2 separate regions of the Homo sapiens genome follow, and region 1 is linked to region 2. The links are chromatin contacts, found by Hi-C or POLR2A ChIA-PET in ENCODE. All regions are on one chromosome and are shown on one strand. Each heading gives the region's core, a stretch centred on a gene start or an enhancer-like site at or near the end of the contact. The rest is flanking DNA. Distances are from core to core; before and after follow the strand shown. Region 1 overlaps TRIM67 (tripartite motif containing 67). Region 2 holds the start of TRIM67 (tripartite motif containing 67).

Evidence for each region. Hi-C counts contacts between places; a loop is a spot of excess contacts on that map. ChIA-PET counts read pairs that join two places held with the same protein, here RNA polymerase II (POLR2A). Pooled maps may share reads with other maps.
Region 1: a map of Caco-2 shows a loop between it and region 2 (2.3-fold over the local background). The contact joins the enhancer-like site here to the promoter of TRIM67 in region 2. A Hi-C loop is called at or near these places in 5 of 168 maps with a recorded cell type or tissue (Caco-2, HepG2, K562 and 2 more) and 5 of 50 pooled maps. POLR2A ChIA-PET finds 5 or more read pairs at or near these places in 2 of 52 experiments (CD4-positive, alpha-beta memory T cell and activated CD8-positive, alpha-beta memory T cell).

The regions. Positions count from the first base shown.
Region 1 is chr1:231,209,563-231,216,541 of GRCh38, reverse strand. TRIM67 (tripartite motif containing 67) reads right to left here. Exons shown (of 10, transcript NM_001004342.5): 9 at 2,565-2,727; 10 at 1-1,167. The coding sequence ends at 1,102. Among named protein-coding and RNA genes, the nearest start is that of TRIM67-AS1, 25 kb to the right of the region's middle. RefSeq lists enhancers at 1,057-1,166, 1,080-1,581, 4,617-4,676, 4,797-5,206. Within about 2 kb of position 5,066, at least 4 of the 41 ENCODE cell types and tissues checked have a DNase peak (open chromatin) inside an H3K27ac peak, as active enhancers do.
Region 2 is chr1:231,157,997-231,164,441 of GRCh38, reverse strand. TRIM67 (tripartite motif containing 67) reads right to left here and starts at 2,384. Exons shown (of 10, transcript NM_001004342.5): 1 at 429-2,384. The coding sequence starts at 1,472. RefSeq lists an enhancer at 1,484-2,118 and a silencer at 2,027-2,342.

The DNA.
Region 1 (6,979 bases), core at 3,817-6,316, 49 kb before region 2:
ACTGACTAGAACAGGCTTTCCCAGGGTCTCCCATTTTAAATGCTTATGAGTCTGAGAGTGGTTCAGCTCAGAAGAGCAATCTGGATGCATTTTCAGTTAACTTCTTGGGCTGCCAGTTTCAGAAAGGAGCCATCACCAGGCGAAGACCTATGACATAGTTGTTAAAATTCTTGTGTTTTCACGTGGATTTAAGAACTAAGAACTGAGTGAATTAATTTTAGGAGACTGTCATGCCTGTGTGTGTGTGAGAGAGAGAGAGAAGGAGGGAGGGAAAGAGAGCGAAAGAGGGAAGAAAGAGGCAGGGATGGAGGAAAGTAAGAGAGAAGGAGGAAAGGAAGAAAGAGAGAGCAAAGGAGGGAAGGAAGGAGAGAGAGAAGAAGAGAGAAAGAGAAGGAGGGAGGGAGAAGAAATGAAGGATGGAGGAAGAGAGAGAGAGAACACAATTGGCTGATTAATAAAGGAAGCCATTTTAAAAGGTTCTAACACTTCAGTGAGAGAGGCAAAAGTCAAGCATGAATGATTAATGTCCCTTTCTATCAATCCTGCATTGGGTCTGCAAGTGGCAGGTGCTACTAAAGACTCTAGGACCAAGAAGCTAAAAGATAACTTTCTCAGCATGATGAGAATCTGCAATCTCGGGACTCTGAGGAGGCAAGGTCCCCACGGAGGGCCAACACCCGGGGCGTGGGATTACAGCGCAGCTCCTGACTGCCGCTCTCAGGAGGCCAGTCTCAAAGTCTACCTTCCTCTCCCTCCAAAAAAAGACAAGCTTTGAAAACAGATGGCAGGAAACATAGACATGAAGCCCGAATGCTGACTCCCTTGAGAAAGGTCCTTCTTGGGGAGTGTTCGTAATGTCTGGGTGGAATAAGGGTGACACACGTACCTTCCTTTGCCACTGACAGTGGCAGCTGTGAGCATGGCCCGTGGACCCATTCCCTGCGTCCCCAAGAAAATGTGTTTCTATGACACTCCACGCTGCCAGGTTGCACCCATGATTTGCATATCCTGCTTTTGTGGGTTATTTGAGCTTAGTGAGAATGGTGGGCGTTTTGCCTGTGAATGTCACTGTCACAGGCACAGTGCCGAGCTGGAGCGGGGCTAATTGCCTGACAGCTTTGGCCGCCCCAGGTTAGTCGGCACTTCCAATCCTGTGTGCAGGGTGACCTGGAAAAGAAGACAGGGCAAGTGAGGGTGGGAGAGGCTGCCGCAGGGACCCTGAGGGCTCTGACAGCACCGCAGACACCGGCAGGATCCCCTGCTGGCTCCAGGGCCATCCATGCAATAGCTCAGGGCTGCTGTGGACTGTTGAATATTACGTCCCCCAGTATTCCTAATTAAAGGCTATGTTGGTTTGCACCTCTTTCCTCATAATAAGAATCACCCAGCTGACTGGTTCCTCATTTTGCCAGAGCTGCCACAGCTGGGCAAAGTAGACGCCATCACAGGAGCACGGCTCTCACGCACTGGCTCCCGTGGTTACATATTTGTGTCTACTTTCTAGCCATGACCTTCTTTCCTTTCCTATTAAACCCATTCTATTAACTGTGAGGAATTATAGCCAACCTCTTATTTTTTGGATTAAAAAAAGCTTATCTGTTCATTGGTAGAGATGGTGTCTTGTTCATTCCCCAGGCTGGTCTCAAACTTCTGGGCTCAAGCGATTCTCCTGCCATGGCCTCCCAAAGTACTGGAGTTACAGGCGTGAGCCACCATGTCAGGCCAAGCCTAAGCCTATCTTTTTTTTTTTTTTTTTTTTTTTTGAGATGAAGTCTCGCTCTATCACCCAGGCTGGAGTGCAGTGGTGCGATCTCGGCTCACTGGAAGCTCCGCCTCCCGGGTTCATGCCATTCTCCTACCTCAGCCTCCTGAGTAGCTGGGACTACAGGCACCCGCTACCATGCCCAGCTATTTTTTTTTTGTATTTTTAGTAGAGACAGGGTTTCACCGTGTTAGCCAGGATGGTCTCGATCTCCTGACCTCGTGATCCGCCTGCCTTGGCCTCCCAAAGTGCTGGGATTACAGGCGTAAGCCACCGCGCCCGGCCATAAGCCTATCTTTTAGGTTGCCACAAATCCCTTTTGCAAATGAGTAGAGGATCGAATCGATCAATCAGTGATTGATGTAGACTCCTCAATATTCAGGGCCACAAAACAGGACCTTGCTCCCCACACTCCAACTCCCCATCCCAAGGGGAGGAGGACTCTACTAAGACGAAGGATGGCACCTCCGTGTTTCTCCCTTCCTCACACCCTCCTGGGCTCTCATTCTTGTCTCTCTCTGTTTCAGGCCTCCTGAGCTACCAGCACTCCCCAGGGACTGAGCTCAGTCCTGAGGTCTGCGTCTCCAGAAGCTGCCACCTTAGGGCCCCTGGGTGTCCCAAGTGAACAGGTTAGAACGGAACGCCTCCAGGAAATGTCCAAGGCAGGCCAGTTGATAAGCTCTGTCTGGGAAGGCTCTGTGGTCAGCTTCTTTATGGCCCACTCTGCCCAAGGGCACTGCAGAGACCTGTGGCAAACAGTTGGGAGCAGCCAGACCAGGTCCGGCCCTGGGGAGGTGTGTACCTGCACGTTGCGGTTGAGGCTGAGGGCTGGCATGAAGACCCCGTCCACGTGGCTGAAGGCTGTGGGGCCCTGCTGCTGCCCGTTGATGAAGAAGGTGAGAGTGTGCTTATTCAGGTCCAGCAGCACGCCCACGGTGGCCCCCTTGCACACGCCACCTTCCGTCCTGGGAAGAGAGTCCCCAGGAAGACCATCACCACACCCAGCCTGGGATGTAGGTGATAACTCAGGAGAATTATTTACTTATTTAGAGACACGGTCTCACTCTGTCACCCAGGCTGGAGTGCAGTGACGCCATCTCGGTGCACAACAGCCTCGCCCTCCCAGGCTCAGGAGATCCTCCCACCTCAGCCTCCCGAGTAGCTGGGACTACAGGCGCATGACATGAGACCCAGCTAATTTTGTTTGTGTTTTTTGTAGAGATAGGAGTCTCACTATGTTACCCAGGCTGGTCTTGAACTCCTAGGCTCAAGCGATCTTCCCATTTTGGACTTCCAAAGTGCTGGGATTAAAGGCATGAGCCACTGTACCCGGCCAAGAAAATTATATATAGGATGCTGGGAACAACCTCACTTAAACATAGTCCCCAAGGTGGTGGTGAGGTGCTCTCCTGGGCACATGAGCCTTCTCTCACAGTGGACACACCTTGTTAACAGGCCATGATGAAGACTCCCCTAGAGGAACACCTCCAGGCTGTTCAACCCCCTCTTTCTGACAGCATCTGGGATCTGCGCACTAGAAAATTCGGGTTTTGATGAGAAGGTCCCATTTGAAACTGTGGAGCATGGAGAATGGGTAAGAAAGGCACCTTTTCCTGCCAAAGAAAATAACTGACTTGGCGCCCTTTTCTGTTTTAGGCAAGTGAGGATGCTGAGGTCGATGAAGATGTGGACATCCAGGCCTTCAGGAAATTTTGAAAGGCCCCTACTCAACATTGGCTCATCTTCCCAGAAACATCCTAGGGTCCCTCAAAAAGCAGCGTATGGCAGGCAGAAGGGTGCTGAAGTTGAAATCAAGTCCTCTGTCGCAGTCATTATCCCTCAGGTGACCAATAGCGGAACGTTGAGAATGTCCATTGTGCTCTTGATCAGTGTTGGCAACGTCGTACTTTGTAGGTGGTAAGAATTCACATCCACTCGGTGGAAGTGAATCTATAATAAAAGTAAGGAACATGCTCCCAAGGGGGGGCTTGGCTGACCACATCTTCTCCCATGGGCCGAATCCTGCAGACTCTCCTTCCCTTCCTTGAGGTGGTTTTTTGTTTTAGAGTGGCTGTTTCTCCCTGTGGCCCAGGCAGTGGTGCAATCATGGCTCACCGTTGCCTGGAACCCCTGGGCTCAACGGATCCTCCCACCTCAGCCTCCCGAATAGCTGGGACTGAAACGCCTAACCTTTTTACTCTAACTTGTTACTTTGAATTTTGTCCTGCTTGTCTCTTTAATCACCTAGCCTTGCTTCTCATGTAAATAAGACTCTCTCTAGCTGGGAAGGCTGGACAAACTCCAATTGACCTTTTAATTTACAAGACACTAAAGGCTCCTCACCTAACCCCCTTCCGTAAGGAGTTGGCCTGGGTAAACAGATCCTCAGCATTTCAAAAGAGCCCAATTAACTGATAAGGTACTAACACCAACAATGTATGAAGTTCTTAGGATTTTTCTCTAAGAGATAACAACATAAAACCTTGAGTTCGTGTCCGGCATAGACCTTATATCTAATTATAATGAAAGATTTAGAACCTTGCACCTGGTACCGTTGCTCTTCTTGTAACTATTTGTCTTTCAAGTTGTTTATCTCTCTGTAACTATTTTGCTTCTTTTGATTCTTGCATGTTTTTACTTCTGTAGAATTATTACATTTGAGTCCCCCTCCCCTTCCTAAACCTAAGTATAAAAGTTAATCGAGCTCGTTACTCGTGGCCGAGAGAATTTTGAGCATTAGCTGTCTCTTTGGCCACCGGCTTAATAAAGGACTCTTAATTCGTCTCAAAGTGTAGCGTTTCCTTAACTCGCCTAGGTACAACAGGACTACAGGCACACACCATGCCCGGCTAATTTTTAAATTATTTTATAGAGACGAGGGCCTCACTATGTTGCCCATGCTGGTCTTGGACTCCTGGGCTCAAGGGATCCTCCTGCCTCAGCCTCCTGAGTAGCTGAGACCACAGGCTTGAGCCACCGCGCCCGCTCAGGGCTGAGGTCTTAGCCTTAACCTTAGCAGCGCCACTCTGCTAAGAAAACCATGTTTGTCCTTCCAGATTGATAATGAGTTGATCTGCTGGACGCTGCTGGTAGGGCAGAGGGAAGGTGAGCAGCGAGGATTCACGACAGGAAGTCCCGAGGAGGACTTGGTGGGCGGCCCAGACAGGTGTTTCCGGAGAAGGCAGGGTTTCCCCCGAGGGTGCCCGGGGCGGGATCCGGCAGGTGGGAGAAGGAAACTAAAACCGCACTGTTGATGCTATTTGGACACCGACCACCGGGTGGCGGTAGTGACCCATGGGAGGTGCAGGAATGAGTCCAACCTAAGCAAAGCCTCAGGCCCCCAGTCAGCTCTGGGGTCCAACTTCCCGGCTGCCTCGGCTTCCTCCCAGATAGCGCTTACCCTACCCGATCCACATCCGAGGGTGGGAGGACATGCAGACAGGGGCAGGTTCTCTCTACCTTCTCATGGCCTCACTTCCCTTCTGCTTTTCTTACTGAGGTGGCACCAAGGGGCTGTCAAAGACAGCAAAGGCCCAAGAAGTGCTCCGCAGCCCTTGGGAGGGGTGTGGTGGCCAATGGCCAGGAGAGCTGGGGAGTCTGCACCACACAAACCAAGGCTGGGGTCCTGGGCTCAACCCTGACAGTATCAACTAGCCGCGTGACCCGAGCCGTTGTCTGACCTTCCTAAGCCCAGGCTTTTTAATATATATATTAAACAAACAAACAAAATATATATATATATATATATTTTTTTTTTTTGGTAGAGAGGAGGGTCTCACTATATTGCCCAGGCTGGTCTTGAACTCCTGGGCACAAGCGATCCTCCTGCCTCGGCCTCCCAAGTAGCTGAAACTACAGGTACACAGCACCATGCCTGGCTAATTTTTAAAATTACTATTATTTACAGAGACAGGGTCTCACTAAGTTGCCCAGGCTGGTCTCAAACACCTGGGCTCAAGCAATCCTTCTGCCTCGGCCTCCTTAAGTGCTGGGATTGCAGGTGCAAGCCACCATTCCAGCCTAAGCCCCAGTTTTATAATCTGTAAAATGGCAACAATAATAGTACCTTTGCAAGGATTAAATGAGCTCAGATACATCGAGTGCTTCCTACAGCATTGAGCACAAGTAAGGGTTTGATAAATGCTTCTTGTTATCACTCCTGCCAGCAAACAGGGTATCTGGGTGCCAGTTTGGTTTAAGCAAGCAGAGACGGAGCTGATGGGCCTGGACTTGGCCCCTCTGTGGGTGGGAGGGAGAGTGGCCAGCCTGCAGTGTCCGGGCAGAGGCACAGAGCTGCCCGCCTCTTCCCCAGGACTCAGGAGAGAAGGGGCCCTGCCTACAAGCAAAGAGGCAAGCAGATGGGGTCCTGAGGGCCCTCAGGCAAGTCCCTGGCCCAGATTAGACGTGGCTTCCCTGAGAAAGAAGAAGCTGGTCCTTCCTCTGCGGGAAGGTGCCCCAGGGGCTGTTATAGGAGCTGCAGGTGGGCCCAGAGCACTGAGAGCCTCCGGGTCAATTTTGCCTGGGGCTGGGGCCCAGCGAAGTCAAGGTCAGCTCTTGAAGTTCCTCACCCCTTCCTGCTGGGGAGATGGCCCTTAGCAGACCAGGAGCAAGGCTCCATAGCAAGGAGGTGGCTTCAGGTGGCTGCAACTTGCAACTCTCCATTTCTGGCCTTGGGGATTCTTCACCCCCACGTCCATCCCCACATGCTGGCCAGGTGTGAGCACAAAATCCCTGGGAGAGGAGAAAGAGTACAGAGCTATGGTGCAGGGGTGTTGGGGGGGCACTGCCTTCTTTGTGTCTGAGGAGAGAGACCAAGGCACCCTAGAGAAGCCCAGGCCTCAGGGGCAGCCCTGGAGGACCCATCCCCATCTGCCCTCCTAACAGAGGTCCCAGTAGTTTCACAGGCCAGGACCTGAGTCTCCTGTGTCCATGCTGGTGACCCTACTCCCAGGGCCAGTCTCAGGGCAAAGCCACAGCTGTGGGCACCCTTGGCAGGCTCGTTAGTAGTGAGCACCCCAGCCATGCCCTCTGCTACTGCCCTGTCAAGGGCCCGGCCCTGCCGAGGCTCAAGCCCACATGAGACCAGGGCAGTGGCCAGGATCACTGCAGGCAAGTTAGTGGCAATGACCTGGTCACAGCTGTGAGGACACCAGCCCCAGTGGTGCCCATTAACACCCTGCAGCAACCCAAGCTTGGGTTGACAGTTGAAAAGGAAAG
Region 2 (6,445 bases), core at 1,135-3,634:
ATCAGATACAAGGACACATTGCCAGCCATAAGTTGCTGAGGGTGGCAGAGGGGAAAAGGAGATCCTGCATGCCTTAACTCAAAAGGGACCATCAAGGTAACTTATTAGTCAGACGTTGGGAGTAAAAGAGCCCTGTGTCTGCGTTTTGGGTGCCCTGTGCCTACATAAATCCTAAAACCTCGGGTGGGTGGGGACCTAATAAGTCATCTTTCCATACCCTTCCCATCTCCAGCATCCAGTCCAAAGTACCGGGAGTCCCTTACCTGTTTGTCAAATGACTATCTGATGGAATGAATGGCTAATGAGTGAGGTAATTCCTGCCTGACCCTCTGACCGACTTTCTGTCAGCTCTCCAAGGGAGAGGCCAAAAGCCTTTCTCCTCGTACCCTCTTCCCTGGCACCTGCACTCCCGCGTCCCGCGGGCTCACCTTGTGCTGCTTCCACATGGCCCCCAGCGGCTTCACCTCGTGCTTGGCGTGCCGGCCCTCCTCCAGGCACAGATAACACACCGGGGTTCGACAGCTCACGCAGTACATGCTGTAGTTCTCCATTTCATGCTCGGGACACGTGGGGAACTTGCGGGCCGTGCTGCCCCCAGTCGCCCCCGCCCCCGCGCCTCCCGGGCTCTTGCAGCCGCCGCCTCCGCTGGGGGCGCCCTGGGCGGTGCCAGTGGGCCCGGAGGCTGCCTCGGCGGGCGGCGGCGGCGGCGGCGGCGGCTGCACCAGGCGATGCTTGGCGAAGGGTCCCCGGGATGGATGGCACTTGAGCTGGCAGGCAGAGCAGTAGAGGACGTCGCACTGCTCGCAGAGCGTGGCTGCTGGCTCTGGCGGGGTGCGGTCGCACAGCTGGCAGATGGCCACCGCCGCGGCTGCAGACGTCCCCGGCACGGCCCCGCGGCCCTGCTGGTACCGCTGCACGATGGCCTCGAGCAGCCGGTTGCGCTGGAAGCCGCGCAGGCCGCGGTGGTCCAGGGATGCGCTGCGGTGGCACTGCGGGCACGTGATGGAGCTCGAAGACGAGGACAGCGAGGAGCAGGCGGCACCCCGAGCCGCCGCAGCCGAGGAGCCGGGTGGTGCGGGCACCATGGGCAGCACGCGAACCCCGTTGGGGGACTTGAGGCTCGGGGTGTAGGACCCGTAGCCGCTGTCTGTCTCGCTGTACAAGCTGAGCTTGTCCGCGTGGTCTCCGCCACCTCCCGCACCGCCGCCGAGGCCGCCAGCTGCACTCCCGCCTGCACCGCCGCAGGCCGGGCCAGCCGCAGCGTCGTGCTCCAGAGAGGCAGCGGCGGCGGCGCCCGCCTGCAGCCCCGATCCCCGGGAAAGCAGGAGCGGCTGGGGCAGGTGCTGCTCACCGTCCGGGGTCTGCACCGCGATGGTGCGAGCGCAAGGCAGGCAGACATTGTGGGAACAGGGCAGGATGATAGGCTCCCGAAACAGAGAGCCGCACACGGGACACTTCAGCTCTTCCTCCATCGCGGCGCCGGCTGCCAGCGCTGCTCTGCGCTGGGGATGAATGGCCGGAGCTCGGGAGACTGGCGGAGGAGGACCAGCGCGGTGCGCCCCGGTGAGACGACGGGCGGGGGCATCACACGGGCATGCCCACTTCACAGCCGAGGGGCACGCCCCTCTCTCTGTCCTGTAGCCACCGCCCTAAGATGATTGAGGGGCGAGAGAAGGGAGGGGGTCCTCACCTCCTGCCCGAGGGTCCCGCACCAGCGGCTTCAACCTGCGGCCAGATTCCGGAGCCGGTCGGCTGCCCTCGCGGTGGCCTGCGAGGAGCTTTAGGTGATGAATCAGCACCAGCGCCGCCGCCGGCTGCAGCGCGCGCCTCCTCTCCACCCCAGGACCAGCGGCCGGGCTGCTGTGCGCTCGCTGCTTCAGCCCCTGGCTCCGGTGGGCGGCTACCCCGAGGCCCCCCTTCTGCCCCGGCCCAACTCCTTATCGGGGTGATAGCGAGGTGAGACAGGCAGGTGCGAAGGCCGCTCAGCCGTGGGGCTGGGATCAGCACCACGAGGCGGCGGACAGCGCCCGGGAGCCGAAGGTGGGGCTCCAGCTGCCTGCTCGCCGACCCCTGGGCCGCCACCCGCCGGGTCGCTGGGGCCGCGGCCACCTCGGCGGGACCCGACCGGCCCGGAGACAGCCGCTCACCCTACTCCTGGGCGGCTGTGGACGCCGGCTGACTGCGCCCTGGGGCTTTCTCCCTGCGGCCGGGATTGACCCGCTTCCCTGGTTCCCAGCTGCTGCTCCTGCGGCGCCTCTGACCTTGGGCCGCGCGACGCTGCAGCCGGCGGGCGGAGGGCGAGCGTCCGGCTGGCTCGGGAATCCCCTCCCCGCCTCCCTCCCGCCGCTGCCGCTGCCTCCCCGCGCGGCGCGCCGAGGAGTTGTAATTTCCAGAGCAGAGAGTAATGGGGAGGAGGGGGGAGGAGGCTTCAGCTCAGCGAATAAGGGCTCGCCTCTTGCTGCTAGGGAATCAAGGGGCAATTTTAAGGGTTTTGCAGGGAGGATCATTGTTAATAACAATCCATTATTTGGATGGAGATTGTATCTTGAATCAGTACAACGACCTGCCCCGCCCCGCCCCTGCCATCGTCTCCCTGGGCCACTCCAGTTCCACACCCCACCCCCAACCCACCGCCATAGAAGGGTGAAAACGGGATCCTAAAAAGCCAGTCGTTTAGAAATGGATAGGCAACATGGCCTGACAGTCGCTTCCTAAAACTACGATAAAGCAAAAAAATCCAAGTCCCAAAATGTCGGGCAGCCTGAAGTCCAAGGGTGAGGTTTTATTTATGAATTGAACCACAAGCCATTTTGTCTCTTCCTTTCAACCAAGGGTGCTCATCCGCGCTCCAGGTCAACTGTGTGCACGGACTGAGAGAGGACACGCGGTGCCGCTCACAAAATGGGGTTTCCTGAGAAAGGCGAGAGCGCGCCCGGGTAGACCCCTGGGAACCCAGCGCCCCCAGACCCAGCCCTACCCCGCTGCGGATGTGGCGGTGTGCGGCGGACGGGAAGGCGGCAAGCGGAGACGTTCCTTTTATGAATGGGAAAATCTCCACATTCTCCAACGCCAGCCACGAGCTGCGGGAACAGCCTCCCACCCGCGGCCCCGGCTGTTTGGTCTGCTCGGCTGTTCTTCCCCGCTGCTGCCGAGGGAAGGCTGGGTGGGGGAGGCAGAGGTGGGTGGGGACGAGCAGAAGAAAGTGCTGGCAGCGCAGCCGGCTCTGCCTACAGAAGTTTCACGCTGGCATGAAACAGATACAAATTAGGAAATCGTTTATTTAACAACGATATGAATATTGAAGTCATGCCTCCCTCCGTCCCAGGTTCTCCCGTGCTCCAAACAAAGACTAAAGACCGGAGTCGTAGCGCCAGGCGCGGGCCCAGGCTTCTGCTAGTCCCCGGGTGAGGAGGCGCAGGCTGGCGGGGTCAGGCAGGGGGAAGCTGCAGCCTGCGCCCAGGGCTTGGGGCTCTGTGCCTAGGGGACAGGAACCCCTGCAGGGGGACCCTTGGGGAGGCGCTTGGCGACGCGCTCCTGGCCGCAGCACGAAGGCCCAGAGCCTTGGAAGTCAGGACGCCCCGGGACCACTGGCCCCACTCAGCAGCTCGCTTAGGCTTTCCCTCGCTCGGATCCTGAAATGCCAAATGAATATTGTCATAATACTCATGTCTGAGAACTAAACGAGCTAGTTGCAAATACAGACGGCGTTTCCTACTTTCTGTTTTTGTTGTGGGGGCGGCGGTTGGAGTCTCTCTGGGTCGCCCAGGCTGGAGTGCAGTGGCGTGATCATAGCTCACTACAGCCTCGAACTCCTGGACTCAAGCAATCCTCCTACCTCAGCCTCCCAAGTAGCTGGGACTACAGGCCTGTGCCACCACGCCAGGCTCTGTTTTAAAATCCTATGAACCTTTAGTCCGGCTTTGCAGCTTGCTTCCAGTTTGTGCCAAAGTTGAAGAGTAGGCCAAGCTAAGGCCAGATAGAGCATCGCACAGCATTAAGAGACCTGACTCTACTTCCCCTCAGCTAGGGGACTTGGAACAATTATTTAACCAGGCATCAGTAGCCACAGATGGGAGATGGTAACAACCTTGTCCTCATCTGCCTTGTGTAGATAAAGCCACAATGAGCTGGATCCTGCCTGCAACTCTCAGATAAGCCTTCCAGAAATGTGCTATGGAATCTTCAGGGTCATGTCAGAAACGCAGTGTATGGGTAGGTCTGTAATTGAATGCACTTAAAGATGCATTTCTGTGACCCTAGCAAGTGCCATCATTTACGCCGGCTCAGCCCAGCCTCCTGGTGACCACAAGGGAAGTCATAACCTCTTATGGTTCTACTGTGAACAGGTCTGCCCCAAACCAGCAGCCATATGGCTGAAGTCCAGTCTCCTTTGTCATTTTCGGACCAAAACAAACTGCTTGGGGGTAGGGGTGGCCTCCTGGAGGGGTGTGTAACTCCTTTCCTGTACAGAAGGACTTACAGTTCAAGCACTCCTCCACTCAGACTGAGTGTAGTTTTGTTTTCCACGGGGAGGAGGTGATCTAGTACATCAGAATTCTACACCTATGCATTTCTCATGCACTCTTGTCACCTAAATAACAAAGAGACAGGCTCTCTAAAAGAAGAGAGGTTTATTTGGGAAAAAAGTACCGCAATGGAAAGATGCTTGCCATAGTAAACTCTGTGTGTATTCAGGGAGGTAACAGAAGACAGAGGTTTTTAAGGGAAAAAAATGAGGAAGATTGAATAATTGTTTTGAAATAATTACCCTTGGCTACAAATATCAATAACAGGGGTGATGCCAGCTCAAGGCTGGACAGGTAGTTGCTGGGCAGATGTCCTGATAGAAGTATTTTTTGGTGTAGGGTTATGATGGCCTCTCTGCAAGATTGTAGGTTTTGGAGTCTTTTGTAGTCATTTTTGTTACGAGGTATTTATGCACGAAAACTCTCCCTTCATGGCTCTGTCAGGGCTTTTTTTCTTTTTTTCTTTCTTTCTTTTTTTTTTTTTTTAACATTAGTGACTCCATTTGGATTCTGACAGCTTTCACTCTCAATCCCCACCACCTCAATTCTACAACATAAATCAGCTTATCCGTGCACTGTACTTTTGCTAAAACATTGTGCATTTGGGGGATTAGCATCCTACCACTCCTTTGTCTGAACTGAAGTTACAAAGCTGGCTTCAATGCTTCACTGTATATAATCATAATTGCTAACAATCGTCAACATTATTTATAAAAAGTCCTCTTTCTGTCTCAACTGTGCCATGAACCATATGCATATAGAGAAGTCATTTTAGTTCTCTGAACCTCTGTTTCTCCCTATTATAAACTTTGGGGATAAAATTCACTGAAATTTAAATTTCCTTCTGGGGCCGGGTGCGATGGCTCAAGCCTGTAATCCCAGCACTTTGGGAGGTCGAGGCGGCTGGATCACAAGGTCAGGAGTTCGAGACCAGCCTGACCAATATGGTGAAACCCTGTCTGTACTAAAAATACAGAAATTTGGCCAGGTGCAGTGGCTCACGCCTGTAATCCTAGCACTTTGAGAGGCCGAGGTGGGCAGATCAAGAGGTCAAGAGATCAAGACCATCCTGGCTAACACAGTGAAACCCCATCTCTACTAAAAATACAAAAAATTAGCCAGGTGTGGTGGCGGGCACCTGTAGTCCCAGCTACTCGGGAGGCTGAGACAGAAGAATGGTGTGAACCTAGGAGGTGGAGCTTGCAGTGAGCCAAGATCGCGCCACTGCACTCCACCCTGGGCGACAGAGGGAGACTCCGCCTCAAAAAACAAAACAAAACAAAACAAACAAACGAACAAAACACACAAAAATTATCCAGACATGGTGGCAGGTGCCTGTAGTCCCAGCTACTCAGGAGGCTGCGGCAGGAGAATTGCTCGAACCTGGGAGGTGGAGGTTGCAGTGAGGCAAGATGTTGCCACTGCACTCCAGCCTGGGCAACAGAGCAACACTCTGTCTCAGAAAAAAAAAAAATTCCTTCTGGTTCTACAGTCTCTGTGTATTAGCTGTTGTTGAGAATGACATATCCCTTGGCTGGATGTCGTGGCTCATGCCTGTAATCCAAGCACTCTGGAAGGCCGAGGCGGGTGGATCACTTGAGGTCAGGAGTTCAAGACCAGCTTGGCCAGCATGGCGAAACCCTGTCTCTACTAAAAATAGAAAAATTAGACAGGCATGGTGGCACAAGCTCCCAGCTACTTGGGAGGCGAAGGCACGAGAATTGCTTAACCCCAGGGGGCAGAGGTTGCAGTGAGCCAAGATTGTGCTACTGCACTCCAGCCTGGGTGACAGAGTGAGACCCTGTCTAAACAAAAAAAACAAAAAACGAATAACATAGTCCCCCCTTTAAAAAATGACACTCACAAAAAAATTTGATCCCCAAATTGAATGACATATCTATTTTTTTTCAAGTCCCTAA